Linked DNA regions of Homo sapiens: regions 2, 3, 4 and 5 are each linked to region 1. A link is an interaction called in ENCODE POLR2A ChIA-PET data of the cell type or tissue named here. Cell type or tissue: OCI-LY7. All regions are shown on one strand. Links, peaks and the distances in the headings refer to the core of each region. The heading gives the core; the rest is flanking DNA. Region 1 overlaps DARS1-AS1 (DARS1 antisense RNA 1). Region 2 has its middle 270 kb from the start of CXCR4. Region 3 has its middle 8.7 kb from the start of CXCR4. Region 4 has its middle 140 kb from the start of CXCR4. Region 5 has its middle 15 kb from the start of CXCR4.

The links. Peaks named below come from ENCODE experiments on the same cell type or tissue, not always from the same donor. Only the 100,000 strongest peaks of a DNase experiment are listed, where the experiment ranks them.
Region 2: POLR2A ChIA-PET joins it to region 1 with 13 read pairs; 7 of 35 experiments call an interaction of 5 or more read pairs at or near these places.
Region 3: POLR2A ChIA-PET joins it to region 1 with 16 read pairs; 13 of 35 experiments call an interaction of 5 or more read pairs at or near these places.
Region 4: POLR2A ChIA-PET joins it to region 1 with 10 read pairs; 6 of 35 experiments call an interaction of 5 or more read pairs at or near these places.
Region 5: POLR2A ChIA-PET joins it to region 1 with 19 read pairs; 10 of 35 experiments call an interaction of 5 or more read pairs at or near these places.

What each region holds. Positions count from the first base shown.
Region 1 is chr2:135,994,944-136,001,250 of GRCh38, forward strand. DARS1-AS1 (DARS1 antisense RNA 1) reads left to right here. Exons shown (of 4, transcript NR_110199.1): 2 at 3,744-3,895; 3 at 5,496-5,536. Among named protein-coding and RNA genes, the nearest start is that of DARS1, 12 kb to the left of the region's middle. In OCI-LY7, for the core only: CTCF peaks have their summits at 2,507 and 2,707; DNase peaks (open chromatin) are centred at 2,628 and 4,048; H3K4me3 peaks cover 2,382 bases; H3K27ac peaks cover 2,807 bases.
Region 2 is chr2:136,382,220-136,388,526 of GRCh38, forward strand. No RefSeq gene overlaps it. Among named protein-coding and RNA genes, the nearest start is that of CXCR4, 270 kb to the left of the region's middle. In OCI-LY7, for the core only: CTCF peaks have their summits at 2,638 and 2,838; DNase peaks (open chromatin) are centred at 1,122, 2,632, 2,932 and 3,202; H3K4me3 peaks cover 2,470 bases; H3K27ac peaks cover 3,616 bases.
Region 3 is chr2:136,106,274-136,112,580 of GRCh38, forward strand. No RefSeq gene overlaps it. Among named protein-coding and RNA genes, the nearest start is that of CXCR4, 8.7 kb to the right of the region's middle. In OCI-LY7, for the core only: a CTCF peak has its summit at 5,373 (motif pointing right); a DNase peak (open chromatin) is centred at 5,378; H3K4me3 peaks cover 873 bases; H3K27ac peaks cover 3,774 bases.
Region 4 is chr2:136,253,073-136,259,379 of GRCh38, forward strand. No RefSeq gene overlaps it. Among named protein-coding and RNA genes, the nearest start is that of CXCR4, 140 kb to the left of the region's middle. In OCI-LY7, for the core only: CTCF peaks have their summits at 3,158 and 3,367; DNase peaks (open chromatin) are centred at 779, 1,859, 2,819, 3,199 and 1 weaker place; H3K4me3 peaks cover 2,103 bases; H3K27ac peaks cover 3,117 bases.
Region 5 is chr2:136,129,670-136,135,729 of GRCh38, forward strand. No RefSeq gene overlaps it. Among named protein-coding and RNA genes, the nearest start is that of CXCR4, 15 kb to the left of the region's middle. In OCI-LY7, for the core only: a CTCF peak has its summit at 2,833; DNase peaks (open chromatin) are centred at 2,042, 2,682, 3,732, 4,742 and 1 weaker place; H3K4me3 peaks cover 4,800 bases; H3K27ac peaks cover 5,000 bases.

The sequences.
Region 1 (6,307 bases), core at 616-5,615:
TTGTGAACTGGAACATTCAAGGTAAATCATAATTCATTTGGTGAGATTATCTCCAGTCTTATTTTGTAAATCCATGTATGACTGCAGCCATATCCAGAAATTTTATAAAGGGTGTTAACCCCCAACCCCAATAAATTATAATGTAAAATACAAATATAAAGTATATCACACTTTAAAAAGAATTCTACATGTGCGAGGAGGTAGGGAAAAATCAAAATCTCAGCAATAGCAATTTCAGGACTCTCCTGGGGCTCTTGTCTGACTCTTCCTATTCATCACTCAGCCTCCTTTTTATGGTTTTCTGCTTTGCTCACTTTAACACAGTGCCCTTCAGTGTTCACTACAAGCTCACCATTGTCACTATCAGGGAGTATGTGGTTTTATCATCTACCTTTTAAGGAAAAGTTTTTACTTTTAGAAAGGCACCTTACTGATAATTATTTTCTCCAACCTAATGTCTTTTTTTCTATTTTCATTTATGGTTCTGGTTTTATGTATGTATGTATGTATGCATGTATGTATGTATGTTGAGAAGGAGTTTCACTCTGTCTTGCCCAGGCTGGAGTGCAGTGGCATGATCTAGGCTCACTGCAGCCTCTGCCTCCTGGGTTCAAGTGATTCTCCTGTTTTAGCCTCCTGAGTAGCTGGGACTACAGGTGTGTGCCCCTACTCCCGGCTAATTTTGTGTTTTTGGTAGAGATGGGGTGTCACCATGTTGGCCAGGCTGGTCTCAAACTCCTGACATCAAGTGATCCACCCGCCTTGGCCTCCCAAAGTGCTGGGATTACAGGCGTGAGCCACCACGCTCGACCTCTCCATGTGATTTTTGACCTAAAGGAACTATTTTTAATATTCTGAAGAATAATCCTATTTAAGTCACATATAAACAAGTTGTGCTAAATTAAAAACATTTAGTTCCATTTACTTCTTCATTTTAGTAGGTAACTTTGTGATGCAAACTCGGATTGGTCTTCCTATTTGAGTCACTCAATCCAAACCTTGGTAGGAAAATCTGGTTCCTCTCTCTTCCCGTAGCTGTGGTGGATCGTGTTTCCAAAGATGTCTGCCACAATATCGCTCATCCCATATGTTCTTTTGCAATGTGACTGTGTCACTCCCTCATCAAGAAGTAGAGTCTAGATTCACTCCCTTTGAATCTAGACTGGCCTATGACCTATTTTGACCAATATAATATAATCTCCAAGGCTGGGCCTTAAGAAGTCTTCAGCTTCTGTCTTCATGTCTTAGAGTGTTCTTTCTTGGAACCATCTGCCAAGCTGTGAGGAAGCTCCAGAGCCATATGACAAGACCTGATGGAGGATAACTGAGGACTTTGGCCAACAACCCCAGCTGAGCTCCAGTTGGAATGTGAATGAGGCCATTTTGAGTGTTCCAGCCTATTGGAGCCCTAGCCAACACTCTACAAACTAGAACTGCCTGATTGACCCGCAGAATCATAAGAAATGTAAACTGCTGTTTTAAGCCAGTACATTGGGAGGTGGTTTGTTATGCAGCAATACCTGACTGAAACACTGGGGCTCCTTTGCTCAGCTTGGTTTTGAGGCCTTGCACCACGTTCACCTGCTCACCTCATCACCCTCAAACCTCTGCAGGGAAATACAACTTACTTTCTGGGTTTTCACAGTCATTTTAGCTCATGGACAAAGTGGTTCACTCATCAGTGACTATGAAAGTGGCCAAATGATGATCACAATACTAATTAAGACTTTTTGAATGCTTATGATGTGCCAGGCACTGTTTTAAGTGTAATATATTTATTCATACATTTAATTTTTAGAACAACTTTTTGGCTGAGAAAGACAGGATTCACTTCCAGTGCTTTCCAAAGCAGCATTCTCTTTGTCTTAAGTCAGGGAAGGCCTTCAAATTACTTTCATTAGAAGAAGATTTAAAGGAATGTTTCTGTTTAGGGTTTTTCAGTCTAAACAATTTTTAGAACAATTTTTTGAGCTAGGCACTATTATTATTTCCATTTTATGATAAAACAACTAAGGCACAGAGAGGCAAAATAACTTGTAAAACAGTAAGTGGGTCAAATCACCATCAGAACCCAAGCATCGGCCCCCAGAGCCACATGCTTAGCTACTGTGATGTCCTGCCTCCCATAAATAATATCTCAAGCTTATTTTTATTTTTTTAAAAAACGTTTTTGAGTCAGGATCTTGCTTTGTCACACAAGCTGGAGTGCAGTGGTATGATCATGGATCTCTGTAAACTTGAACTCCTGGGCTCAAAAGATCCTCCTCCCTTGGCCTCCCAAAGTGCTGGGATTATACAGGTGAGCCACCATGCCTGGCCCTACTTGAGTTAAGAAAATCCTCTAAGGCTTTGATTGCCTCGTTCATTTATTCTAGGTTCCAGGCTGTGTCCCATGCTGGCAGTTACATTTAGAAAACTCTAATGTTAGAGAAGTCTGAATTAACTATTCCTACATTCACAGTTCAGGGTAGGATAGAGTGTTTGCTTGGTTTTCCCAGGTTTCTCATCCCTGTGTGGCCACCGCAGAGGGCAGCAGAGTGACAGGCTGAGGGTGCAGAGGGGGCAGAGAAGCAGAACTGATGGAGGGCCCAGGCAGGGCAGGGGTGGGCGGAGCTATTTGCACATCTCAGGAGTGAGAGCTAGGCGGGAGCTCAGCCCTAACTCTCACCAACCACCCACTGATGGAGAGGGCAGCTTCTTCCAATAGCAAGGGCTGTGGCTGCCAAAACTGTGCCATTTGACTTGAAGCGGAGGAAAGTCTCCTTGCTTGCTATGCAATTGCAATTGCAGCCTTAAGGCAAGCTCCCCACGGCCTTCAGATCCCTCCCAGGCAGACATCCTGGAGCTGTCACTGCAAAGCTTGTGATTTTGCTTCAAGCAGCCCTTGAAGTTCTCCTGCTTCCTATTTGCCTGATAACTGCCCCAAGGACTCTGAAGGAACATTTTAAAAGCTAATTATAAAATTTAGTAGGCCTGCATTCTTACATTGTATTAAGAGTGAGGCCTTTGGAGACAGCCCTGGGTCAGAGTTCCATCTCTGCTGCTTAATTGCTGTGTGGCTTTGGGAAAGCTGTTTTCTTCTCAGATTCTCAATGTTCTTGGCTGTAGAATGGGTTAGTGATATTTACCCTGTGTGCTTGTTGTGAGCAATAAGTAATCCTATAGTCAAAGCCCTTGGCCTCATATATACCAGGCAACCATCAGGGTAGCTATTAATTACAAACATAGAATATATTGTGGATCTATGAGACCATTAACATACCATGCAGTCTTAGCATGTAAGCAGCAAAGGGTAAAGCTGGTGTTTCATGCTCTGCTGTACAATGTTTGCAGAGGAAAAAAGACAATCACCCTGATCTATTTTAGAAAAATGCTATATTTTAATCGCTTCTCTTTTTACTTTCTTATTTTAGTTTTGTCCTTTAAATGCTTTGGAGCATTTAATAGCTCTTCTGCTTTCAACTTCTATAAATTCACAACTTCTATAAATTTAAAAAGTGTCTAAATCTTGATTAAATGCTCTTAATCTGAGGCTTATGGGTTTCCAGGGGTCTGTGAACTTTTTGAAATTGCATGCAACATTGTTTGTGTCTACACATATGTGCATTTTTGAGGGGAAATGATTCATAATTGTCAACAGACTCTCAAAGGATTCTGTAGTTGGACAAAAGATATAGAAGAGTCCTTGGACAAAAGACTGAAAAACCCTAAACAGAAACATTCTTTTAAATCTTCTTCTACAGAAAGTAATTTGAAGGCCTTCCCTGACTTAAAGTGGATGCTGCTTTGGAAAGCACTGGAAAAATGGATCCTGTCTTTCTTAGCCAAGGACTGGTCTCTTTTCTCCAATGTGTCCCTAACAGAGTGGTGAGGCTGGCTCTTCCCACCAGTACAGGTAATGTGGTAAAGATAGGACCACGTGGACGAAGAGGTATTACCTTCTCTAATTACAGCTAACAAAGACCTAGGCCTAACCTCAACTGCACCTTCTGTCTCTGGGAAGTCACTTATAGAGTAGACCTATAATTAGGATTTGGTACCGGAAACATAATTCTCAGGATGGTGAATCTCTAAATTATGTCCCCAGAGACATACCTGAGACAAAACCCTAAGGGCTGTTGGCCGTAAGAGGGTGTGTGTGGTATTCTACATTCAGTAGGGATTTATAAATGAGGATGATATCACTCAGAAGGGGCAGGTGTCCAAGAGGCCCTTTTGACTTCTGCAATGGGGCCTGACAGCCCCGTGAACTGAGCTCCATAATTTATGCCTCCGGCATAGAATCTGTGCAAAGCAGGAATGGCCGTATCAGCATTTGGGGATTTAAAGCAGCTTTTTTTTTTTTTTTTTTGAGATGAAGTTTTGCTCTTGTTGCCCAGGCTGGAGTGCAATGACACAATCTCAGCTCACTACTACCTCCACCTCCCGGGTTCAAGCGATTCTCCTGCCTCAGCCTCCTGAGTAGCTGGGATTACAGGCATGCGCCACCACGCCCAGCTAATTTTGTATTTTTAGTGGAGGCTGGTTTCTCCATGTTGGTCAGGCTGGTCTCAAACTCCCAACTTCAGGTGATCCACCCTCTTCGGCCTCCCAAAGTGCTGGGATTACAGGCGTGAGCCACCATGCCTGGCTAAAGCAGCTTTTTTTATCCACAGACCTCTTTCCCAAATTGTAAGGAGGATTCAGCTCATTGATTTCACTTTATTTTAAAAGAAAATAATTATTGATGTGTAAAGTAAATGAAAACACAGTCAAGTGGGAGTGTAATTGAAAGTAATTTAAGAGTTCAATGGTTGATGACTTTTTTCAATTATGATATCTCTTTATTAATAGGAAATTCATAAATTAAGGAGTATGCAATATAATCATTGTGGAATATATTAGGGAAACATTTTTGATCCATGCAAGTAAATTGAGATAGACTGGGTGCACCTGTTCCTAGTCATGCCCAGGGAATATGTGAAACTCTGGCTCAGGATGAACGTCTGTTGGTGTCAGCACAACAATAATGAAACAAAGTTGGCAGTAGGGTGGGGAAGTGTTTGGTGGGTGGGAGCCACCATCTGCAGCCAGCTCCCAGCACGGCTGTGTGTTCGGATACCCATCAACCAGGAAAGGGAGTCTAAGGCCTCCAGATGATTTTCCCCTTTCACAAAACTGTTGTAAAATGAAATACAAATCCTTCCTGAATGTTCCTAGCTTTTCTTCCTTTCGGAAGTTTTCAGTCAATGGGAAACAAAGCCTTATTCAAAGGATTAAAGCCATAGTCATTCTATTGTTTGGGGCTTCAATAATGTGGCTTTCCTTCCACAGACAGAATTTTCAATTCACAAATCATCTGAAAAACAGGAAATTTTGGAGAAACATGCTTATGATAACAAACAAGGGATCTATCGTGTGGTATAGAAGTTTACACAAAGAGGCATCTGATTTTAAGTTTTTGTTTTTTTTTTTTTTTTTTTTTTTACCGTTCTGGGCTTCTGGCTGCATTCTAGGAAGATCATTCCTTAAAAGAAATAGCCATATGGCTTATAAGGTAAGACTACTCAGTTCCCATCCCAACCCCCAGAAGAGAATGGAGGAAGGGAAGCAGACTCTGGCTATATTTTTATGGCTGCACTCCAGGCAGTACTGCAGAGGCAACAGGCAGGCTCTGAAATGCCTTCTTCCCCCTGCTATCCTCAGGCCTGTGTTTCTCTCTTACTCCACCCAAGTCCTGGGCCCTTACATGGCAGAGGGAGGGAGAAGGGCCAGCAACATTGGTTAACAGGAATAGAGAATGTTCGAGGAAGGCAGTGGCAGGCAATAGCCATAGAGAGTCACAGAAGGTTAAAGAGGTTGTGGAAACAGTCATTTGTTTTTCAAGCAGTTCCGGTGGGGTTTGAGAAAGCAGCAGCACTCAACTGTGAGCAGACAAACTCACTTTGGAAACCTATGCAGCCACTTCTAAGTAAACTACCAAGAGAATTATTATTTTATTTAGGTTCCTCATTTCAGTGACAATCTTTTAATCCTTTGAACTGTATGCTGAAAAGGACATTATAGATCCTCCTGAAAGATAATTTTTAGTGTCCACGGTTCCCTCAATATGATGATTTTTTTCCTTGGTCCCTATCTTTCACCATTCCCTTTACCTTTTATCCATGCTTTTCCCTGATTGAAGGAAGACAGAGTCTATTTGCTTCCTAGCATCTTCTTCTATGGCTCTTGCTACTGAAAGTGTGATCTAGATTCCAGCAGCAGAACAGCAGCATTTTGCTTCTGAGAAGTGCAGAATCTCAGGCACCATCCTATGACTACTGAATCA
Region 2 (6,307 bases), core at 539-5,538, 390 kb after region 1:
TTGCTTCAGCCCTTTAAAAACAGAAACAAACACAGCCGACCACAGGGTGTGTATGGATCTGAATGAGTACAGACAAAGTCACTCATTGCAGGACTGAGTAGGAGGCAGGGTGCTGGGATTGGTGGGTTTAGGGAGGTCTGGGAGGGCCCTGAAGCTCAAGAGAAGTTTGTTTGGAAAGAAAAGCATCTTCCGTTTTGACTGAGAGGAAATGGGGAGGGGATGTGGTGCAGCGTCAAAGGCAGGGTCTGCTGACGAAACTTGGTGGTGGTGTTTCTCAAACAGAAATAGGACATTCTCACTCTCCGTGACACTCAAACTCCAAAGTTTCGGCCTGGGTGGTGGTTGCACCTGTCACTGACGACCTCACTTGACTTTGAGTTAAGCTGCCCAGGCAGCCAGAGCAACTGTGCCCTGGAAGGCGGCCCTGCCATCAGACAGACATGTTTTTCATATATTCCTGATTTTCATGTAGTAGTTCACTGGACATTTACTGCACACCTACTATATGCTAGGTGCAAGGGATTCAGCAGTGAATAAAACAGTTGCAGGTCTTGCTCTCAAAGACCTTTCAGTCCTGCAGGAGACAGAGGCAATAGAGAAAGAACAGCTTACTTGCATGTATAATTAAGATTTTTGCTGTGACGTTAAAGTTCAGAATGCTGTGAGACTGTACAATGGGGCAAAACCTAATTTAGATTGGGAGACCAGCAAGATAAATGAAACAGGAATGGAGTTCAGATGAGAGATGAAATAACACTGGACTGAAGTGGAGACAGGCTTTCTTTTTTCCTCAAACACCTCCCTTCACATCCAGGCATAGACCACTGGAAAAGTAGTTGCCCTGCTTCCTGATATTACTGTCCTCTAAATACACACACTTTGTGTACCCCCTCCATTCATTTCCACCCCGTCAGTCATTCTTGCCTGTATAAATTTCAACTTTAGCCACAGCCCTGGCCTCACTTCTTATAAAGCCTGCTTCACTCTTCAGTTCTCCAAGTTCTCTCTTCCTTTAGGCCTTTTTTTTTTTTTTTCAGGGTGGTCTGGACTGCTCTTTCAACCTGATTCTATTTGCCCATGTGGCATGTTTTGTTAATCCCATGGCCATACGTATGCTGGCATGTCTATAGTCCATCTGTGCAAATAGATGATACGTAGCATTTCCTCAACCAGAATACTGAGGAGCCTATGCAAATGAGCCATAATAGATCTTATCCTTCAGCCTGCTCACTTGAATGAGTTAAAACTGAGATACAGAGTAGTTAAAGGGGCCCACCAGTCACTGGACGAGAGTCTCAGACTATGATCATGTCTTGTTATTTTATCTTTATATCTCTTCAGGGCATTTGTTCCAGAGTCAGAATGCAATAGATGTTTTCTCTTTGATTGTTTATTCCTCGAGTTGGCCCATACATGTACTATCCCCTGTTCTTCCATTACTCATTTCAAGCAGTAGCTGTAGCATCTGTATTATTTAGCTCCTCTGTATGACTTGATTATCTTATCTGTCAAATGGGTATAGTAATTCAAATCAACAAACATTTATTCAATACTTACTATATCTCAAGGACTTTGCAAAGCTTTGGCGGGGGGCGGGGGTGGGTGCTGCAATAAGCCTGTTAAGATAGATCTGTACTCTTGCCTTAAGGAAACACACAGTGGTAGAACTTGGTAAAGGAATAACTACACTATAGCAAAAATGTCTATAATAAAGGAATATGCAACATATGGGAACACAGAACAGAGTAACTATTGCCTGGGGTAAGTGGAAAAGCTCATTAACACCTTCTCTACTTACCTTGAGTTTGCATTATGAGATTCTAATGAGATCATGCAGTGAAAGTGTGATGAAAAATGGAAAGGATTGTGCATGAAAACTACTAACCAAATGGATGGCAGTGTGATATGGGAGACTTTGGAGAGAGGTGAAAGAAGAAAGTGGTGGCTGCGACAAGAGGTTTGGACAGCATCTGTTCTGATGAACCAGTAAGTCTTACACACAGATAAAATTCAGAGGCATGGCTATAGACCATCTGAGCTACAGCCACCCCAGCTTTAAATTAAGATTTTGGCCACAGGAATGACCCAACCTCTTCATTCCATTAACATAGGTGAAAGCTCTGTGACCTGGAGTATTTGTCACCATTATCCTCCCATTGGAAGAAGATGATTGGGAAGACTGGAATTAGATGAGCGGAGGGAATGCTGGTGGGAGTGGGCCTTTGGAATGGGAAGCCCATAGCTATGACCATCTTGTCAGAACTAGGAGCCCTGATGGGCTAGTGAGAGAGTCACTTCTCTCTCCTTGTCCCTGCATCTGTAATCATGGAGATCTGAATGATGTGTTGTTTTGAAATAAGTGGTTTGCAAACATGAGCAGCTGTCATAATAATGAAAGCACAACATTCAGAAAATTACTCTTTGGTTAGGATTGACAATAGTTTGGGTCAAAGGACATTGCCCAAAGCAAAATAATTATGTATGGTGCAAGTCTGACATCATGCTAGGAGGCATTCTTTAAAAACCAAAAACAAAAAACCCATTTGTGTACCGTCCTTGACTCTTGGTTCTGCCCAAGCTCTAGAGCGACATCCAACCTAGCCCTGAGAATAGGAGAGAAAAGTGACAACAGGGCACTCTCTGCTGGTGAGGCAGACCCACTACAGCTCATTGCCAGAGTCTCTGCCTCTGAGCCAAACCTATAAATCTCAGGAACATCTACAAGAACTGTTTTCATGTCCCAAGATGTAGAGGGATATCTTCTGCTTGCTGAGAAAACATTCTGAGGATCTTGCTGGGCTCTGTAGCAATAAAACAGGCAAGTACCATGTAGTCTTTCATAAATGGCTCATTATTGGAGTGAAAATGAAGCAAGAATAGCCCCAGTGTAAATCACTGTGACAAACGAGTAACTAAACTAGCATGAGGGCTCTCTGTCTTATACAACTGTCTCTCTTCCTCCTTTGCTTCCTCCACTTAGCTAACATTAACCAGCAAGGGGTATTCTTTCTTTGAAGTTGAATCTGTGGTATACTGTGGAAACAGCAGCAATTGTGGTACCCCCAAACCATTAGTGGGGTCTCCTCTTTGTGGTTCTGTGAGCCTTCAGGAAGTATAAATGGAAAGAGGAAGACTAGAAAGGAGATAATTCAAATAACCTGTTGTCTTCTCACCCCAGGAGGGATGCCTTTGCTACTGACCAATACACAGATGTTGCAGTGGCTGTTAGCACAAGTCTCTGTGTGAAAAAGGGTTGTGATCTCTGAGCCCATGACTGGAGCTGTCCTCTGCTCAATTTTATGGCAGTACTGCATGATACCTTAACTGTAGTAAAAATGAAGGGAGGTCTGTACAAACAACAACACCTCAATGCTGTCTGTCTGGATTTATTTATCTTTGACAAAAGCTGACTTGAGATACTCAAAGCCAGCTGGAGATGGCTCCACTGGAAATTCAGCAGGACGGACTTTCCTAGCCTTTGCCTGGACATCCTTGCTTACCTATAGGATCCTTTTGGCCTGATCATTTGTCTATGCCATGATGCAAAATACCAGGTTAGAAAATGGAGTCTCTGGCACCCCCCATTTTGCAAATAACAGGAGCAGGCCTGTGATTACTGCAGCAGAAGTTTAAAGCAATGAATACTGGATGGATCATAGGTTGAGCCTGTGGTGGGAGGGTTTTGCTGCATGCATGTGCTTTAGCTACTATATTCTTTTTCACCTAGTGATTCCCTCAAAATCATTCTTTGGTTATGGCAAAGAATGTATAGTGGCCAATAGTGCATTACCCTCACATAAGGTCTGCTACCACCACCCCTATATCCTTTGTGCAACTTTGAGTGAGCTGGGGAGAAGGACAGGGAAGAAGGAATAGAAGTATTTTTTATGGTGGAGTCTCTCTGCAGCAAAAACATGCTCAGGCAGTTCCTGGGCCCCAAAGGATGCAGAATCTGGCACCACCTTACTTGAAGCAGAGCGTACAGTGTATTTTTCTTCATAGATAGCCTGTAAAGCTCTGCCAATAGGCCTATTTTTCTCAGGGCTAGTGACTCATTTGGGGCAGTGAAGCAGGAGTGAATCTCATGGACAGATGGTGACCTCGTGTTTGGAGGACACCCTAGAGGGAATCAATCAGACCAACATTTTTCACTTTTTTTTTTTTTGCAACTAATCCAATCCACGTATTTTGAACATTTAAGTAAATTGCATAGTACACACTTTTAACTAAAACATGCAAACCCAATGTCAGTAGTCATCACATCATCGCAAACAACTTTTGTAACCAATTCAATCTTTGTCCCTTTCTTTCTTTCTGACAGATTCTCACTATGTTGCCCAGGCTGGAGTGCAGTGGCGCAATCTCGGCTCACTGCAACCTCCACCTCCCGGGTTCAAGCCATTCTCATGCCTCAGCCTCCCGAGTAGCTGTGACTACAGGCGTGTGGCACTACATCTGGCTACTTTTTGTATTTTTGGTAGAGTTGGGGTTTTGCCATGTTGGCCAATCTGGTCTGGAACTCCTGGCCTCAAGTGATCTGACCACCTTGGCCTCCCAAAGTGCTGGGATTACAGGTGTGAGCTACTGCATTTGGCCCAGCCTGATTTTTTATATTTTAATGCTCAGATAGCTCCTGCCCAATAGATACTGCAAATCAACATGTTAGCATACTTGTTTATAACTTAAAGATCTCCTGAAACCATCAATGGGAAACTTAAGAACATGACCTGTCAGGAGCATACTGATCCTCAAGGGAGTTTTCCCATTGCTCAAGTGATTCTCCTGCCTTGGCCTCCCAAAGTGCTGGGATTACAGGTGTGAGCCACTACACCCGGCCTCGATTGCTCTTTTGAGGAACATTCTGTCACCATCGAGAATTTTCCCCATAAATCCTCAGGAAAATAACTTATTGAAAATGTTCCTTGGTCAATGCCCATTTCTTAGTCAATGTCCATGAATGGGTGGGGGACTTGGGCAGGTTACATTGACCAAGTTGGCATATGCATAACTTGTCCTAGATACTTGATTATGTCTAGGCATTAGGCCACTAGGTAAAGTTGCTAGACTGCTCCAAATGACACAGCTACCTTTGACTCTCCCATAAAGATCTCCCCGTGTGTAGATTACTCATGTTGAGAGTTCTGAATGCTGCCATTCAGCTGGGTATCTGGTCTACACCCAGAGTAAGTCATGGGACTTATTTGATGGAGAACTGTAAAATTGTGTGACTTGATCAGCAAGCAAAGTTGTTTTTCTGATGTCAAAATTTCAAGTCGACAGAGCATTCAAAATTGCTCCTCTAGGTTTGTAAGAGACTAGGTCCAGAAAGAGAGACCAGGGCTGAATGTACAGGTGATCTGACACCAACTCATCTAAGAAAGCCCGGGGGTTCAGCTCTAAGGGGTGAAGCACAGATTTGTCACCTACATAGCTGGGCACTTGCCAAACCATTGCTCTTATTTGGAACATATCATTGGTTCATTTAACAAATAAGTATTGATGCTGGGAGCGGTGGCTCACGCCTATAATCCCAGCACTTTGGGAGGCCGAGGTGGGCAGATGACCTGAGGTTGGGAGTTCGAGACCAGCCTGACCCACACAGAGAAACCTCATCTCTACTAAAAATACAAAATTAAACGGGCTTGGTGGTGCATGCCTATAATCCCAGCTACTTGGGAAGGCTGAGGCAGGAGAATCGCTTGAACCTGGGAGGTGGAGGTTTCGGTGAGCCGAGATCGCGCCATTGCACTCCAGCCTGGGCAACAAGAGCAAAACTCTGTCTCAAAACAAAACAAAACAAAACAAAAAAGTATTGATGGTGGCAGGCACCTGTAATCCCAGCTACTTGGGAGGCTGAGGCAGGAGAATCGCTTGAACCTGGAGGCGGAGGTTGCAGTGAGCTGAGATTGCACCACTTCACTCTAGCCTGGTGACAGAGCGAGACTCATTCTCAGAAAGAATGAATGAATAAATAAATATTGAGCACCTACTACATGTCAGACAGTGGGAATACAAGAGTGAACAGATATTTATCTTCTCAGATATTTTACGTGTTTATTAAAGTAATGGAGGTAGTCCAGAAGAGCTTGTGATGGGAAGCTGCAGTCTCTTGCCTTGTCAATACCCCTCCCTAGCCCCTGCTTTGATCTGTTTATGATTTAATTCTTTTGGTGGTTATCTCTTTATAATATGTTCTATTCTATTTCTTGGTTTATGAATGTTAGATAATATTTTTAACTCCCACTATGAAAAATGAGGATTTAACTCATTTATACTATGTTCACCTAACCTCACCTCTCTTCTCTCT
Region 3 (6,307 bases), core at 594-5,593, 110 kb after region 1:
AAAAACATTTTCTTTTTAAACATTGATTAAGAAGCTGGATAATATTTCATTCTGTAGATTCACCATAGTTTGTTTCATTCTCATTTTGCTGTCAGATGTTTAGGCAAATGCCAGTTTTTTTTTTTTTTTGTTATTACAAATGTAATACTCAACTTTGTACACAGAGTATTTTTAAGATTTAGGATCAGTTTCCTGAAATTAGGTGTCTAGAAATGGTCTCTCTGTATCAAAGGGGATGAGCGTAGCGGCTCTGGAGACGTTTGCCCTTGGCTTTGGAAAGGTCTGGCCAGCTTATGTCTGACCAGCAGGGCTCAGAGGTGCTTGGCTCTCTCTACTCTGGCCCTTGGGACGTTATTATTTTAAAAATGTGTGCTAATTTGATAAGTAAGAAACAGTGTGTTGTTATTTTGATTTTCATTTATTTGGTTGCTAGTGAGGATGAACATTTCCTCATATTTTTGTTTATCAGTTTTATTTCCTCTTTTGCGAAGGGGTACTTTGAGTCCTTTCTGATTTTATTTACTATTTCCACACATCTTTCTTCTTTTCCACTCCATACGCATGGGGTTTCCATCTGGCTAGGGATTTTTTTCCAGGGCCACCTTAGCCTGGACGCCTTGTCCTCCTTTACTCTGGACCATGGGAACTGAGCAGCCGCTTTTGTGCTGTCATCCAGATATAGCAGAAAACTCACATTTACACAGAAAGCACTTGGCAGTTTCCTCAGCGTCTTCTCACATTCTTTTCATCTGAAACAGAAGCTGGGCCTCTCACCTTGGGAAGAGTGTTCTATAAAGTAATGAATTTGCTTGGAGATGTTTCTAGTAAGAGACAGAACAGAGCAGCCCCTTGGAGATTAGTTTTGATATTCCCACGAGGCACCTGAAGGCTAAAAGGAAATAGAATTATCCTCCTTCCCCCAAGAGCTGGGGTCAGGTCCAAAAACGCTTTCTGCACCATTGATTTTTCTTAGGCTTTTGTGGCTCAGCTTGTGGCCATGAAACACTATTCATTGCCATGGATTATGGCTTTTTCTTTTGTCCTATTTACGGACTGTCTGTGTAGTCACTGCCAAAAGTTGTGATTGGTGATTATCACTTTGGAGGAGCAAAGCTGATGTTGCTCACACCAGACAAAGGTTAGTCAGCGCACCTCAACAACTTTCATTAGTGAGACATCACTGCTGTAGCTTCAGGGAGTTATAAGAGAAGGAGATGCCACCTTTATCAGCACTCTGGGAGATGAAAGTGACACAGCTGCACAAAGGTGGATTAAAAAAAAGCAACTCTCTTACCCCAGATTGTTCTTTCTAAAATAAAAGACCCAGTAAAGAAGCAAGATTTTGCCAAGCAATATGGCAAACCAGTACCCAGACCCACATTGAGGGTTACCTGTGAAAGCATTTTGTCAATAGTAAAGGTGCCTTATAAGTGGTAGGTATCACATTTATGTGAATAAAGTCACTAGTTCTCTGGGGCTTTCAGTGCCTGAAGCTTAAAGAGTAAACTTTCTTATATTTCGAGTTTCACTTGTTCATTTTTATAAAATTTCTACTATCGCTTAAGCATATTCTAGACCAGGGGTTGGTAAACCACAGCCTGCAGGTCAGATCTGGCCTGCCACCTGTTTTTGTTTTTAATAGCAGAGAAGCAAAGAATGGTTTTTACATGTTTTAGTGATTGAAAAAAAATCAAAAGGAGAATATCTCATGACACATGAAAATTTCATGAAATTTAAATTTCAATGTCCACAGATACAATTTTATTGGGACACAACAGCCACACTCACTTTTTTATGCATTTTCTTGTTACCATGGCAGAGTTGAGTGGTTGTGCTGGAAACTACATGGCCCTCTAGGTAGCCTAAAGTATTTGCTACCTGGCCCTTTACAGAAAAAGCTTGGGACCAATGTTCTAGACACTGGAAATACAGCTATGAACAAAACAGACCTACATAGTCTTTACATTCACAGAGCTTACATTCAGGTATAGCTTACTTTAAAAATGGCCCAGGGGGACTGGCACCCTTGATTTTGGCTTTGGAAACCTCAAGTCCTAAACAACTGAGCTAACCTTATATAATTTTAGCCAACATTGGCACAGCCTTATGGAATCTGATTGTTTTTTAATCAAATGAAGTATCTATTAATTAACTATGTTAGACTGCAAAGGTCTTGGTGCTTAAGACATTGAATTTGTTGAGAAAACAATGTTTACAAATTTAAAAAGAAGATAATGCCATTTACAATAGCTTCTTTTAACTTTTCAAAAGCCTTTTATGTGTGGGATCTTCCCATGTCTCAGACTTCATGTGCTAAGAATTTAGGATGGAAAAGCTCACTTGGACTGATAGAAACAGAGTAGGCTTGCCAAAGGAAGTGGGATGTGGTCCAAGATGATGGTCTTGATTTCCTTCTTCAATCCCAGGAGCCTAACAAGTTGTCTTCTGTGAACAGAAGGCCAAAAAACTACCACCAGGGCTTTTTCCCATATCCTACGGCTTGGCAGGACTTTTGCTCTTATCTTCATGACGTGAACAGCTTCCTTTGGGCTGGTAAAGCAGGAAGGACGATCAGGATTGGGGGCCTGACACCCAGCTCGTGAGGTGGGCTGGGATATGATACCCCTTAAATGGGGAATGAGTGGGAGCAAGACTGAGGGAAAATTGGGTGGGTGGGTGGAATCTTGGATTTCTTAAAATGTTGGACATTGGAAAGTCTGCGAGGTCTTTAGCTAATTTTCCAGCATGTCTAGAACATCAAAGGACTACATCTTCCACTCTACCGTGAGCAGCTTTCATACTTGCCTGGTCCAGAGTGGTGTTCAGTAAATGATTCAGTAAGTGAATGACTGTGAAAGAATGAAGGAACGAAGGAAGGAAGTCAAGTCATACACAGGAACATTAATCAGAATACTTAGGGCCGGGTGTGGTGGCTCATGGCTGTAATTCCAGCGTTTTGGGAGGCTGAGGTGGGAGGATCACTTGAGTATAGGAGTTTGAGACCAGTCTGGGTAAGATGCTGAGACTCCCGTCTCTACAAAACAAAACAAAACAAATAACCCGAGCCTGGTGGTGCACACCTGTGGTCCCAAATACACCAGAGGCTGAAGTGGGAGAATTGCTTGAGCCCAGGAGGTCGAGGCTGCAGTGAGCCATGTTTGCGCCACTGCACTCCAGCCTAACTGTCAGAGTTGAGACCCTGTCTCAAAAAACAACGACAACAACAACAAAAAAACTTAGAGAATTTTGTGTGCTCCCAGGAATAGGAATTTATGGGTGTTGATTCATTTGCTTATTCCACAAAATATGAAGCTCCTACTATACGCCAGGCACAGTGTATCAAGTTAACTTGAAACCCATTTTATTTCAACCACAAATAGTGCAAATCTTTCTAGAATGTCAGTGTCTGCTTTGTCACTTACAAAAGGACAATCAGGTGAGTGTCCGGTCTTCAACCCTGAAGAGTACTGAAGAGCATGAAGGATGTTTTTGACTTCATAGTTATTTTCCTGAATATTGGCTAACATTAAGGCAAATAATAAAGTTCCTGTAGTGCTTAGGAAGGCACACTCTGGTGTCAGATGACCTGGGTTCAAACCCAGGCTTTATCACTTATAAAACATGTGACATTGGGCCAATTTTAAGCTTTGTTCTATGCTTCAGTTTCCCCATCTGTAAAATAGGCAAATAATAATACTTACTGTGTAGGGCTGTTACGAAGATTAAATAGTCAAAGCCCCTTGGTGTGTAGTAAACCCTCAAGGTCAATGTTAACTGTTATTGCTATCACATAGGACTTGACCTAGAAATAGAAAAGATAGGGAAGTTTGGACTGAATATGTTGAGAATGTGAGGACATCTCCTAGAAATTGGTTGTCCTGTTTTCACATTTATAGTGTGTGTAGTAGAAAGAACATTAACCCCTTTATTTGTAGTTAAACTTTGCCTGTGCCCTCGCCTGAAAATGGAGCTAGCAATATTGCTGGGACTCTTGCATCTTACATATGAGAGTGCCTGGAATTTCAATATACATTACTTTTCTTCAGACAGAGTCAAATACGAGGAAGTAATTCCCTTTAATTAAGAGTGTTGATGAGTTGGGTTCTGGTTAATTGAACTGTAATATGTAAATCAACTTAATAGTGGACTGGCTCTGCCAGATAAACACACAGCACCTGGTGTAGTTTGGTTGAGCACCTTTATTTGTTTGATTTTGAAAAACTCTGTCCCTTCTGTGACTTCTTCACATTGGGGATCCCTCAACTCAGCCTGCAGCCAGCTGGAATTTTCAGTTGAAAGAAGGATTTTCAGAAGGTTTTAGAAGATTTTAATTGTTGGACTTGATAAAATTGATTTAAATTAATCCAAGCCAGTTTCAGACAGTGGAACAATAGGCTGGTACCTCATCACTCATTTTTTAAATAAAAGGAGAAAAATGGGAAGTGTTCCAAATTGAGTCACAGGCAGTGGTGAGGATTAAATGAGTAAACATCGTTGGCTTTAGAGAGACAGATATTTGATGATAATTAGAATCCCCAGCATTTTACCATTTATTTTTCTTTGTAGGATGGCTTCCTAGCACAGCCTGTGGCAGCTCATCAGGGAACAAAGAAGAAATGACAGTGTCCCTGCCCTTGAGAAGCTGATACTCCAGTGAGAGAAGAAAACAGGCAAAGAGAAAGATGTCACGATGACAAAGTAACATTGAAATGAATGTAGAAGATAATTGTGGGGGTTCGGTAAGGTGGGAATGAGTAGAGTGCATTGAAGTGAGACTCACCCTGGAACCCTGTCCAGTGATACTGTCTTAGTCGGTTCTGGCTACTATAATGAAATACCATAGACTGGCTGGCATGTAAATAACATAAACTTATGTCTCACAGTTCTGAAGGCTTGGAAGTCCAAGATCAAGACACCAGCAAATTTTGTGTCTGGTGAAGGCCCACTTTCTGGTTCATAGATGGCACCTTCTAGCTGTTTCCTTATACGACAGAAGGGGCTAGCTAGATTTCTGGGATCTCTTTTATAAAGGCATTACAAATTGTGAGGGCTGCATGCTTATGACCTAATCATCTCCCGAAGACCCTATCTCTTAATACCATCACCTTGAGGGTTAGGATTTCAACATGAGAATTTTGAGAGGACACATTCAGACCATAGCAAATACCAAGCTTTTTATGGATTCATACTATTTCAGAGAATTATACTGGTTGGCTATATCCTTATTTCGATTATTACTATCACCTTAAAAAAGGGATTCTCAACTTTGAGCATTACTGACATTTTGGGCCAGATCATTTTGTTGTGGGGGCTGTCCTGTGTATTGTAGGATGTCTAGCAATATCCCTGGCCCCTCCCCACTAGATGCCACTAGCACCTTGTCTACTACTCCTCCCCGCGCCCCCTACTTCCTCAGTATGATGACCCCAAATGTTTCCAGACCTTACCAAATGTTCCCTGTTGGGCCAGTTGCCCCCGGTTGATGACCATTGTGTTTAAAGAATTCATTTCAACTATTTTATCGGCCCCTAAGGCACCAGCCTCCCTCTGAGGCTGTGTCCATGGGAATGCTATCTGTGGCTGCTTGCGGATCTCTCCAGCACTGACTGGCTAAGTCACACTGGCAGCCATGGGTGAGACTTCCTCAACGTGGGTGGAGCAAATTCCTACGATGCCAGGCTGCAAGGTTGCATTTCTGCATTTCTAGGTGTCGGGGATGCCTTGATTATTTTCCAAAGTAATCTAAATTTTGTCTCCAGGGATCCTTGCCCCTCCTAAATGGGTATTATCTGGGAATAAGACAGCTCAATTGTTTATGGAGCCTTTATTTAATATTTGACAATATCTAGGAGAAAGTCACAAACACTTAGTTCAATTATTAAAATAAAGCCTGTAGGGTATCTCCCCAAAAGAGTATCCCAGAATCATTATTTTAATTTAAGCATAATTATAAAAGGGGGCTGGGAAGCCTGCAGTAGGGGGAGATAAATTTTCAAGTGTCATTTTAGGAAAACAAAGGCTTTGCAAGAGAAAACATCCACTTTCCCCCCTAGTTGCAGGCTTAATGTTATTAATAAGTTAGATGTCAGATGTATGCTGTTATTGGCAGCATGCATACAATTTAAATATTTTAGCTTTCATTATACAACTGAATCTACATGACTGAACTTCAAGGGCCCCATTCATAAGGGATGAGGAGAGGGAACAATCAGCTACTTCATGCAAGGGCTGGCCAGCAGACTGGGTTTCCCCACATTGTCAGACAAACCACGACACAGGGAAGGCTTTGGAGACGCTCTAACATGGC
Region 4 (6,307 bases), core at 740-5,739, 260 kb after region 1:
GAAAGGATGAAGAAATAGAGCTTTAGTTGTATCTGGATACTTTTCTTTGAAGGTGGGGGTGGATAGAAAGAAAGAGAGAGAGAGATCAATCTAAGAGAGAGAGAGAGAGAGGGAGATCAATCTAAGGCCAATATGGCAAAACATGTTTCATTCTGGTGATGGGCTTCTACAGATCTAGTATATTATTTTCTCTACATGTCAGTATGATTGAAATGTTTCATATTTACAAGTTTGAAACAGTAAGAAAATGATTTCTTACTCCTATTTCTGTCTTGGGGAATTGATGCTAACTTGAAGATTCATAGACATGTACTTTCTGGTGGGGACAGGATCTTTGAGAACAACTGGTCAAACTTCATCTGGTTTCAGAATCTCTTCTATGGCCCTGTGTAAACACCTGCCCTGATGTGGATCTCTAACTACTGAGACTGCCCCCAGATGGGACTCTTGGGAAGTTATTGTTTACTTGAGTTGAAATCAGCCTCCTGCTGGCTTCAGGCCATTGGTCCCAGTTCTGTTCTGCCATACTTCAGATTCTCACCATCTTGGAGCTGCTGGGAACCAGGGGCCCTGGGGTCATCCTTGCAAGGGAACTAGGGAAGAAAGAGGAAGCTGAGGGGCTGGAGCCAACCGTAAGGCGTTCCTCTTTGGGAAGGCTGGCTTGTGATGGGACTTGCCAGGACCAGCATGCTGAGAGGAGGAAGCCAGCTCTCAGGTCAAGATTCCGTTGATGTGGAACAAACTATAACCCTGCGCCGTTGCTTTCCCAGGCCTCACTTCCCCAAACAGGGGCACGTGAACAGCTGCAGTGGCCTGGTGGCAGCATGCTGGGATCCTTCAGGCCAGGCCAGCAAAAGGGTAAAATCTGGGCCAGTGGGTACCCTCATAGGGACTCTCCAGGCTGCCTTCCTCTTCCAGGTCTTCTGTGAAATTAGCTGGAAAAGGAGATCACATGCCTGATTCCCCTTTATCCCAGCAAGCCTGGAAAACAAAGTCCAGCCCCAGTCAAAAGCTTCCTCTGATTCTCTTGTGTCTTGTTAAAATGCAGCCAAACTCAAGGCCTCACTAACAGGTAGGAAAAAAAAAATTATAGGAATAAATAAGAACACATTACTCCATATTGCAAATAAAACAATGACTCCCTTGATTTCCAGGACAGTCATCTCTGTACTTTTGGTGAACTGGGTTTTTTTCTTCCAAGCTACTCTTCTTGTAGGAGAAAATGGGAAAAGATTTGACATGCCCTCCACCTCCCTCCCCCCACTCCAAAATCACCTACCAGGTAAGGTCTGGAGTTAGTTCAATTTTAGGCTAATCTCTCTGTCTCTTTCTTTTTTTTCTTTGAGACAGGGTCTCGCTCTGTCACACAGGCTAGAACATAGTGGCATGACCATAGCTCCATGTAACCTTGAACTCCTGGACTCAAGTCGTCCTCCCACTTCAGCCTGCTGAGTAGCTGGGACTACAGGCATGCACCACCATGCTCAGCTAATTTTTACATTTTTTAGTAGAGACAGGGTGTCATCACGTTGCTCAGGCTGGTCTCAAACTCCTGACCTCAAGAGATCCTCCTGCCTTGGCTTCCCAAAGTGCTGAGATTACAGACATGAGCTGCTGTGCCTGGCCTCTTTTATCTGAAATATTTTGGAAAGAGAAGACTCGAGATCTCTGGGACAGGGGAAGAACCTGCAGCTACAGGTTCTTTCTCAGTGTGATCTTAATGAGGTAGGGAGATGGAGTGATGTTGCGGTGACTGTAAGCTTGAATGCTTGATGGTCCTTGTCTTGCCTGTTCTCTGGTTATAGGTTCAGTTTTGTAGATCACTGGTTCTCAAACTTTACTGCATACAAGGTCCCCTGGGAGCTTTATACAATGGGGGAAAGTCCCAAGTACACCTTAAACTAATTGAGCCAGAATCTTCAGGAGTGTATCCTTGGCACCTGCACTTTTTAAAACTCCCCAGGTGATTCGAAACAAGCCAAGTTTGAGAACCAGTGCTATGCCTTGAAACATCAGGGAGGTGTTCTTAGGGCCTTGTGAAAAAGCAAACACCAAAGGTTTCATTATGTTAATATAACTTAAGAACTTAAAAAACTCAAGGGCTTGCTATTGGCCAAACACTGTGCCAAATGTTTTCTGTGGATTATCTAATGAAAACAACAAGTTGAGGTAGGTTATTTATTTCATAGAAGAGGAAACTGACCTTCAAATAAGTTAAGGAACTTGCTCAAGGTGATGCAGCAGAAATGTGATTTGACAGGGCCCTCACTTCAGAGGCTGCATCTGACATTGATGATATTTACTACGGTGGAAAATTACTTTTTCTGTTTGACACACACGTGCACACACACACACGTGTACACACACACAACTTAGGAATGTTTGTAATAATGTATTTCTAAAAAAGATCTTGCCCACCCATTTTTTTTTCAGTAGATTACCAGAAATGTGAATTATCAGGGCACTACAATTCTTGAGTTTGCTAATTATTAGCTTTTCACTGAGTATCATATTGAAGCAAGTGCAGCATCAGCATCTCCTGTTTGGATACAAAGGGTCAGTGATGAGAGCACTCACTAATTTTAAGAGACTTGGAAAGTTGATGAAATTTCTGATTTTTAAAGACAGTGTAATGATGTAATGGAAAGGATGGATGAGATCAGGTTTTCTTAGTTCTTCCACTTATGAGCTAGATAATTTTGAGCAAGTCACTTCCCCTTTCTGGGCTTCAGTTTCCTCATCTGAAAAATAAGGAAACCGAATCAAGGGTTTGTTAAAAGGCCTTTCACTCTAGATATGATCCAAAAGATAAATATTATCATGGCAGCCTTAGTATATCTGACTCTGAAGTCTCAGCACCTGTTGTCATTGACCCGTTTATTCGTGCCTGAGTAGCATATTTATAGGACTGACTTCCTCAAGCTTATGGTTAGTGATGTAACAGGGAACCAGTCTCCATTACACGATGGGCAAATCACTCAAGTAGCAACAGACGGTCCAGGAATGATTGGAAAAGGCACACTTTATTTTGTGATGAAAAATTTGTAGGTGGATTTTTAATTTCATATGGATGAAAGTGGAAATTCACAAAGTATATCCAAAGAAAGTCAACCTCGTGGCAGATTTCTGGATCCAGACTGGCAGTGTGGGGCCTGTCACTGCCACAGCGTGGAGAGGCTTGCAGCCAGGTGGAGCTCGTGGGTGAGGCCAGCTGTCTGTCAGAGGCTGGCTTTCACCCTCACGCATCTCAAGACCTGACTCAGGAGCTCTGCCTTGAGGTAAACATGGTCCTAGCTGATTGACAATCCTGCTAACTTACAGTGAGGGATCTTCCTTCTTTTGGAAAGGAAGGTTTACAACTGCTGTCAGGGAAGAAGCCTCTGCCCCAGTGCAGGGACGGTGGATTGGAAGTGAAAAGGTGGCCAGGTGAGCACAGGGTCAGGACAAAGGCCAGAGAACAACCCTGGAGTTCCTCAGACTGTGTTGTGGATATTGACTGCCCAGTGACTTTTCCCACTGAGCACCCCAGTTCCCTTTTAGGGATCTTTCTCTCTCCCATCATGTTCAGGCTTTGGGAGATTGGTTGGTGCAATATGTACCCTCCTCTGTTAAAGGTTGAAGGCTCCTCCTAACAGAGCCTTCCTCTGAGAAGTAGGCATGTGACCTCAGCTTAACCCATCATACTCTCTCCCAGAACTTTGTGTCTTGAATGCTGGAAGTATGGTTGGAGTTTATTTATGCTGGGGAGAGCACCCAGGTGAAGCTGAGCAATAGCTTCTGTGACAAAGACCTTCAGGTTTTCATCTATTCTGAACCTGGTTTCCAGTCCCTGTATTGATCCTCTGTGGTTTTCCATACTACTCCATCCAACAGAGCATCCCCCTACCCGCTATTCCCAACTGTTTTCTTGAAATAGTCCAGAGTCAGTTGCTGAGTTTGCAGCCATAAACCTTGGCAGATGCAGGTCTCGGTTAGACCCTCACAGAGGGTACGCTCCCCTACTGCTGTGGCTTCTGTCCACCCAGTTGTCTCTCTTTCCCCTGGAAGTCATGGGTAAACACAGCCAACCTCTGATCCTGCGTTTTCACTTTTTCTGTGTGCTCACTCTCTGTTTCTACAGAACTTCTCCAGGCCGTATACAAAACAGCTGATTTGTTCTCCATTGGTTAAATCCAATTTCATTTCAATCCTGTCACCTTGAAACGAATCTGAGTTGTTCCCAAATTCTTTGGGCACACACTCACAGAAACTCTTTTAGGCTATGGTTTTCTTTCATTTAGTATAATAGCTAACTTCAGCCATTGTGCATGAGTTTTGCCAACCTAAATCTTCAAGAGCAACTAACTGCATTTCCAAGTTCTTGGAAGTCACCTCACTTCTATTCCTCATGTACCACTTAGATGTTTAAATCAATCTTGAAACGATTAATAGCCCTTTGGAAATTCTGTCTTCTATGATTCCCAACTGTGGGTAGCCTCCTTTCCTCAAGCTTGTGTTTTAACTCTTTATTATACTCTATCACCAGAATGACAAGGTGCTCTAGGGGATGCGAAAACATAAGAGGCAGGTTTCTTGCCTTTAAGAGTTGTAAATCTATTGGAGAGTTGAGATTTGTTCACATAAAATAATTATAGAAAACCTATGTCTTTGCCTTTGAGAAGCTCAATGGCTTATGACAATGGTTTTCAAACTGTTTCAAAGTCCTAGTTGTGTGACACCCACAAGGGGATATCTAGGAGGTGGGGAGGTGAGGAGGGAACCCACCTGCTGTTCTTCTGCAGAATTTCCTTGAAACACAGCTCCAGGACTAATAAGGGTTTGAGAACCACAGGATCCAATCTTTTGCTGGTGTACAAGCTCTTTCCTGACCTCCCCTCTGACTACAGATCCAGACCCATGTCCTGCTGCCTGAAGCTCCAGGGGCCTCCTGGCTGTACTGGGGCCTCCATGCTCCCCTGCCCTTCTACATGCAGCTGTCTCTGCTTTGTGTGCATCACATACCAACCATACCAAACCATGACTATAAACTCCTCGAAGGCACATATTGATTGAATTAAGGGCTGAATTTTGCAGTGCCATCTGTAAGAGTTATCAGAACTTAGAGATGAGGAAGATAATTACTGACTGGGGTGGTCTGGAAAGACTTCCTAAAAAAAGTCAGACTGTATTAGGCCTTTGGGAAATGTGGCATTCAGATTCATAGAAAGGAAGAAGGAAAATGTCTCAGGCATGGAAAGCATTGCTGAGCAAAGGCTCAGAGCAGGGTTTATGAGTATCCCATAGAGCAGTAAAGAGAACCAGGAAATAATTGGCAAGGGAGTTTTTAAAATATACCCTTGCCTTGACCCGCTGCAGACCTAATTAAAGAATCTCTGGAACGAGCTTGGGCCTCAGCATTTTTAGAGCTTCCCTGATGAGTCTAACGTGCAGCGAAGGCTGAGGACAGTCTTCAGACTGTCAAGGTGTATTTGGAGGGGTTTAAGGAAAGGCTGGCTTTGGGGAATGGAGGCTCCTGATGAAACTTCTTGCATTTTTGAAGGTTTCTGACTTGAACCAATGCATATTGGGGTGCTTTCACCGTACAGTGCTTTTCATGTTTGCAAACTAGATTTTATGACAGGTTAATCTGGTTCAGATTCAAGTTGTGGGAAGGGGTGGGAAGCTTGGAAAGTGAGCAAGAAGGATGGCACAGAGGTCCATGAGACAAGCCTGCTCTCAGAGAGTATGGCAGAAAAGGGAAGGTAAATCCAAGGGATACTGAACAGGAAGAATTAATAGAGTTTGGTAGGATGAAAAATGAGGAGATGTTTTCTAATTAGGTACAGCAGCAATGACAGAAATTTCTCTTTACACAAACAGTCCCAAAGTCATGCAGGTGAAGAAGTTGAGAATGGTACTCAACCTCTACATTGCCTTCTCTCCTGGATATTAAGAGCTCATTCCTTCTTTTGATCTTCCTATCTCCTAAACTATCATTGCATTTGATTTCCTTTATTCCTTCCTGGGGAAGCTTTCTGAATGGGGATTCTACACTGATGTCCTTACTGCCTCACTGCCCACATTCTCTCTAACCTACATCTCTGTCACCTACCCTCCATCTCTTTTGATGGTTTCCAGTGGCCTCCCAATTTCCAAAATCCAGTGACTCTTTTCTGGGCCTCCTTCTCTTCCACCCTCTGGCTGCATTTGACTCTTTTTTGCTTGACACTGTTGGCTTTGGGGCTAGTAAATACTCCTGGTTCTCCTTTTGATTTGTTTTTCCTTCCAGTTATCCTGAGTTCACCCAGCATCCATCCTGAGGCCCTTT
Region 5 (6,060 bases), core at 707-5,706, 130 kb after region 1:
GCTGTTTAGAGAAAGTCTGAAGGCTTACCCTTGTATTTTTCAAAGTTTGTATGTTGGTTTCTCAGTCACCACCTGCATCTGACTTGTGGGCTTTTGTGTAGCACAATGATATCCTGTTACTTATGTCATCGAAGTGACTTCATCTCCTGTCACATCTCAAACAACAACGATCGGAGGTGGCAAAACTTGGCAGACAAAAAAAAATGCAGGCTTTGAGATCCTTTCCTTACATTTCTAAGGTTACTACCTGGGTAAGGCCAAATCTGGATTTTAGGGGGAAGGACATTTGTTAGATCAAAGAAATCAGTATGTGGGTATCAGTTAGTGCTGGGGACTTTTTTCTATGGGAAGAAAGGCAGAAGGAAAGAAGCAAGTGTCACAAGAAGCTTAAATACGAGTTCAAATCAACATCTGTGATGTAATAATAGTTCCAATACAATCATGTGTAACTTTTATGGTTAAAGATGAATTACACAGAAAATAAGGAGTTGATAGTGTCCCCCATCAGACCAATAGTATCAGAATGAGCAGGGTTGGGGCTCAGTAGTTCAGATGAGAAACAAGTTGTTCCAACCCAATGTGCCCTGGGAAAGTTTTGCAGGAGAGATGGACTCTGAAGCTGAGCTTTACGGCAGTCCACATTACCACTACAGCACCCACTTCCTGGTTGGGCACATTGTTGGAATGTCATACCAAGGCACCCGAAGTTTAAATAATTTCAGGACTCCTTAACTGCAAATATAATTTTTAGCAGAACATTGAAAATAACTTGCTCTAGACTTATGCCTTTATCTGTAAATTTTATCACAGTCGTTCTTAAGGAAAATAGGCACCCTTTGCTTCCAGACCTTTGGTCCCTTATAACTGTTGCTTTGCCAAGTGTCCTGGTCTACTTTTGAGTGTCCAACTTTGGTTCTTAGAGTGCAGTTCCAAGCTGGCCCTAAATATAACTTGTTATTATATGTAGGTTCTCAGAGTGTGGCTCCATTCTTCACATCTTAGCTGAAATTCCAGGCTTCCTTCACCTCCTCCTTCTTTCTCACATCAGTGAGTCATCATATGCTGGTTCTCCAAGATCTCTTCTATCCATTAGCAGCCTTGCAATTCCCACCACTGTGTGGCTAGCCCAGACTTTTAAAACTTTCCACCTGAGCTATCCAAATAGATTTCCGCCTGGTCTTTACACCTCAGCTTTCTCCTTCTCATCCATTTGTTTGTTTTCAGACCCATTTTCTCTTTCCTTCTTGGCCTCAGATTATGTTTCTGGCCCTTCGGTTACTTACCAGTGGCTCATCTCAAACATGCTCTTCCACAGTTGGGTTTTTGGGTGATTTACTGGAAAGGGGAATGTGGGGGGTAAGGTGAGCTCATCACTGACCTTTGACTCTGTCAGGTGGTGCAGGCTGGTTCTCAATCTGTGAGCAGTGGACCCCAAGGGAAGTTATTGTGAAGGGTCTAAATACCCCCAAGTGCCAAATCTTCCTGTAGATTGAATATATAATGTGCTACAATTTTTGAAATGCATGTGGATGCTATTGTGATTCATAAAATATGGAATTGGTTTGGAAGTGTCTTGAATTCATAGGAGTTTTGTGTGTGTGTGTGTGTGTGTGTGTGTGTGTGTGTGTGTGTGTGTGTTTAAGAATGTTGTTTGGGCCGGGCACGGTGGCTCATGCTTGTAATCCCAGCACTCTGGGGGGCTGAGGTGGGTGGATCACCTGAGGTCAGGAGTTTGAGACCAGCCTGGCCAACATGGTGAAACGCCATCTCTACTAAAAATACAAAAAATAGCTGGGTGTGGTGGCAGGCGCCTGTAATCCCAGTTACCCAGTAGGCCGAGGCACGAGATTCGCTTGAACCTGGGACACGGAGGTTGCAGTGAATCAAGATTGCACTACTGCATTCCAGCCTGGGTGAGAGAGTAAGACCCTGTCTCAAAAAAAAAAAAAAGAAAAAAAAAAGCCAAAAACGAATGTTGTTCGTCAACAGACATTACCACACTACCAGCACGATTGGCTTTCATCTGGTGGTTCATGAAACTTTGTGGTTGTTAAAAGTGATCTTCATGTTCCGCAGAGGAAAGGCAGCCCTAAAGGGAATACAGTTTTTGTCTGGTGCCCAGAGCCTATCTACCCCTACTTGGGCTGCCAGAGAGTGGAGCTTGGGACACGACCAGTGTGGAATAGGATGGAAAAAATATTTCTCTGTACACTGATCACCACACTGCTTGCAGCAGGGAGCTATCAACCGAGAACCAACTACATAAGGGGGTTGTTATTTGTGGAGGAGCTTTCAGGTCCTCTAAACCTACCTCCCACTCTCGGCAGGAATCCCTTATAGAACCTCCCTGTGGGATGAACGTTAGCTTGGCCCTGATCCCTGCATTAACAGGTAGCGCTGTTTACTATAAAGTAAATTCAGATTCCAGGACCTCCACCTTGGTTGTTTCTGATTTGGCAGGGTTGGGGCGGGGCTTTGAGCATTCGCCTTTTCAAATAATGCTCGAGGTGATTCTGATGTCAGCCAGAGTTGAGAGAGAAGATTGTTATGAAAGGACACAAATACCTCATCACGGTGCTTTTTGTTTGTGAAGTGCTCACTAAGGCGTGAACAGCGTCATGGTGGGGCTCCTGCAGGCTTTATATTTATACCCCGTTTCTTATTTCTCACACCCACTCTGGTAGATAGATCCCTATTTCAAAAATGAGTGAATTAGGGTTCAGGGAAGTGAAACCTGTGTGCCGGCTGGGGACTGACAGTTGGAACCCCAATGTACAAATGAAACCAGGGAACAGTGGGTGTGACGAGCACTTGAGGAGCGACAGAGAGTTATGACCTCGAACCCACAAGTGAGACTGCAAACACAAGTAGGTGGGAGCCCAGCGGCAGGAGACTGACACTGCTGGAATCAGGGAGGGGGCAGTGCTGTTTAAGAGCTTCTGACACACTCAGTTCCTCCCTTCATCCTAAGAGACCTGGGCTCACTAGCAGAGGGGCTTTGGCAAGTTACTTGATGGATTAGGGCCTCAGTTTCTTCATCTGTGAAGTGGAGATAATAATAGTGCCTGCCTCCTGCTGCAAGTCTAGTCATCAGTATCATCAACATTGGTGGTACACCTGCTGGGTACCAGTCCTGGGGTGGGCGTGCTCCTCTCTAGAAGATAAAAGCCCATATAGAGACTATGGTGGAAGGAGCAGGACAAGAGAATCAGAAGCTCACCTCATTCTTAATGTGAAGAGACATTAAGATCAGGAAAGCCAGATGCTTGATGTTCTCTCTCATACCCATAGCAGATGGGTGCCTCACTGGGTTCCCCCAGAAGCTGATGGTGAGCAGGGGGGTGGCAGCCACTTTTATTTTCTCTTTTCTTTTCTTGTCTTCTTTTCTTTTCTTGGATCTTACTCTGTCACCCAGGCTAGAGTGCAGTAGTGTGAGTATGGCTTATTGCAGCCTTTAACTCCTGGGCTCAAGCAACCCTCCTGTCTCATCCTCCTAAGTAGGTGGGACTACAGGTGTGTGCCACCATGCCCAGCTAATTTTTGTTGTAGAGATGGGGTCTCACTCTATTGCCCAGGCTGGTCTTGAACTCCTGGCCTCAAGCAATCCTCCTGCCTCAGTCTCCCAAAGTGCTGTGATTGCAGGTGTGAGCCACTGCACTCAGCCAGCAGCCACCCATTTCTTACAGCTGCTCCAGTGTGAGGGGGTAACAAAAGGCTGCTTTCAAGGCAGCAGCCCAGCCCCCATGTTTCCTGCCTGGTCCCTGAGGAGTGCACAAGTGATCAGGAGAGATTCTTCTTTTGGTCACAGGGATCTTAATGATCACTGGGACTTGGGCTGTTTAAGATGTCACTTAGAAGTTCAAATCTACTTCCAGATGGCTTCCAAGCGAGGGATGGCCTCTACAGTGAGGCCAATCATGTGGTATATTCTTACCTAAGTGGGCCTTGCTGCCCTGCACAATGGCATCTCGGCCCATGGGCCAGCCTCGTAAGGTCTTTAAACCTATGACCACCAGGTGATCTTCTCTGGGGAGCAGCAGAACTTCCATGAGTCTGTCCAGGGATCTTATTTAGAGATGAGTCATACTTTTCTACGCTGTCAGCTCTAGGTTGAAGTAGAATGTACCAGCAACAGACTAGGATGACCTCGCAGCTAGCTGTCCATAGGAATACACCTCTTCTTTCTTCCAACCTCTCAGTTTCCTGGCGTTTCCTCTAAGTTAATGTCTTGCTAGAATGGTTTGAGTTGACATTAACTGTCTGCTATGTTTTATGCAGCACATGGCCACCTACCAAGTGGCACTTTCCATTTTGGGTATGGGGAGCAGGGTATATTTTATACCTCCAATCCCATTGTTCTTTATGAATCTTTGTTCCTTCACCCCTCACTTCCCAAATCGATCACTTTGCTTCTTGATTATGATATCCCTGTGGGTGAACCCGTAGATAGCAGAAACTGAGCTGTCTCTGCTGTTGATAATTTTAGCTCTTCTTGGAACTCCTTTCTTTTTGCAAATGCCAACCAGGTGTCCCCAAGTAAGAGATGATACTTGTTTGTTTGGTAAAGGCACCCAGATAAGAAGAGTCAGAATGAACAGCTCCAAAAGAGAAGTGGTTTCCTCGGTCACCGACTCACCACATTAAACATTCACCCTGGCTCACTGTCTGAAATGAGTCAGTGGTCCTTTCAGAATTCCCTTTACAACAGTGTTTCAAAGAAATCTGTGACTGAGGTTGCAAATCATTTTTTCTTCACTGCAGCTGACTATTTTGCATTTTCCCAAGGTGAAACTCAGCCTGTCTTTTCAGGTGTTGAGAAAGAGAGTCAAAACTTCAAAGTTGAGGGGGTGGGGGTGCGGGGTGGGGGACCCAGCTACCAAAGGGAAGCCCGAAAGCACTCTTTTCAAGGATAGGAAAACACTCACCAACGTCAGATTCTAACACTGAGCTGAGTGGTTTGCTATGTGCAGCTTTCTAGTGGCTTGGATTTTTCTTTCCTAATTTTTTTTTAAACCATCATCCTCTGGTTGCCATCATCCTCTTAGCATTCCTGACCTCCCAGAGTTTGGCCTCACTTGATTTACCGAATATTACCTTCCGGCTCCTTTTTATCAAAGGCCATTGCTATATCCATGGTGGTCTCCTCCCTGACCTCACTTCACACAGATTGCAGCAGTGATTTTTCTTTCCTTTCTTTTCTTTTTTGAGACAGTGTGTTGCTCTGTTGTCTAGGCTGGAATGCAGAGGCATAATCATGGCTCACTGCAGCCTCTGCCTCCTGAGTCAAGTGATCCTCCCACCTTAGTCTCTCGAGTAGTTAGGACTACAGACACAGGCCACCATGCCCGTCTAACTTTTATTTTTTTGGAGACAAGATCTCGAGATGTTGCCCAGGGTGTCTCGAACTCCTGGGCTCAAGCCATCCTCCCACCTTGGCGGCCTCCCAAAGTGCTGGGATTTCAGGCGTGAGCCTCCACGCCTGGGCCAGGAGTGATTTTTCTATGGGAGTTATTATCCACTCATTTCTGCACCACCTTCTGCATTGATAGAAATCCTTTTCATCTTAGAGCCCATTTTCCATCCCATGTCCTGGGTAAAAGCTTCCTGATGGATATTCAGTTCCTTACTTCCCCAAATGCTTGCTGAGCACTCTGTCCCAGGCACCAGACATAGGGATAAAGGCAGTGCACAAGGCCGACCAGGAACCTGTCCTCATGGAGCTCACAAGGATCCAGACAAGTGCACCTGCACTTATAGTTCAACCTAAACCAAACGTGGAAGGCTTTCCAAAAGAGATGACCTCAAAACTAAGACAAAACAAGTAAATGGGAGTTAATGAGGTGAAGGGGGTAAAGTGAGGTGTTTTGCTTTTCCTTGCACTCATGGTATGAAGCATCTTCTGGCACTCTGTTTTGCATCAGCTTGTGTTGTTTCTATGCTCAATGTAGGCATGCTGTTTGTTACCTTTAAGGTGCTATAACTCTTTGAGAGCCAGAGAGTGTGGTACTTTTCCACTTATCCTTCTCAAGTTTTAGCACAGTATGGTATAGTTTGCAAGGA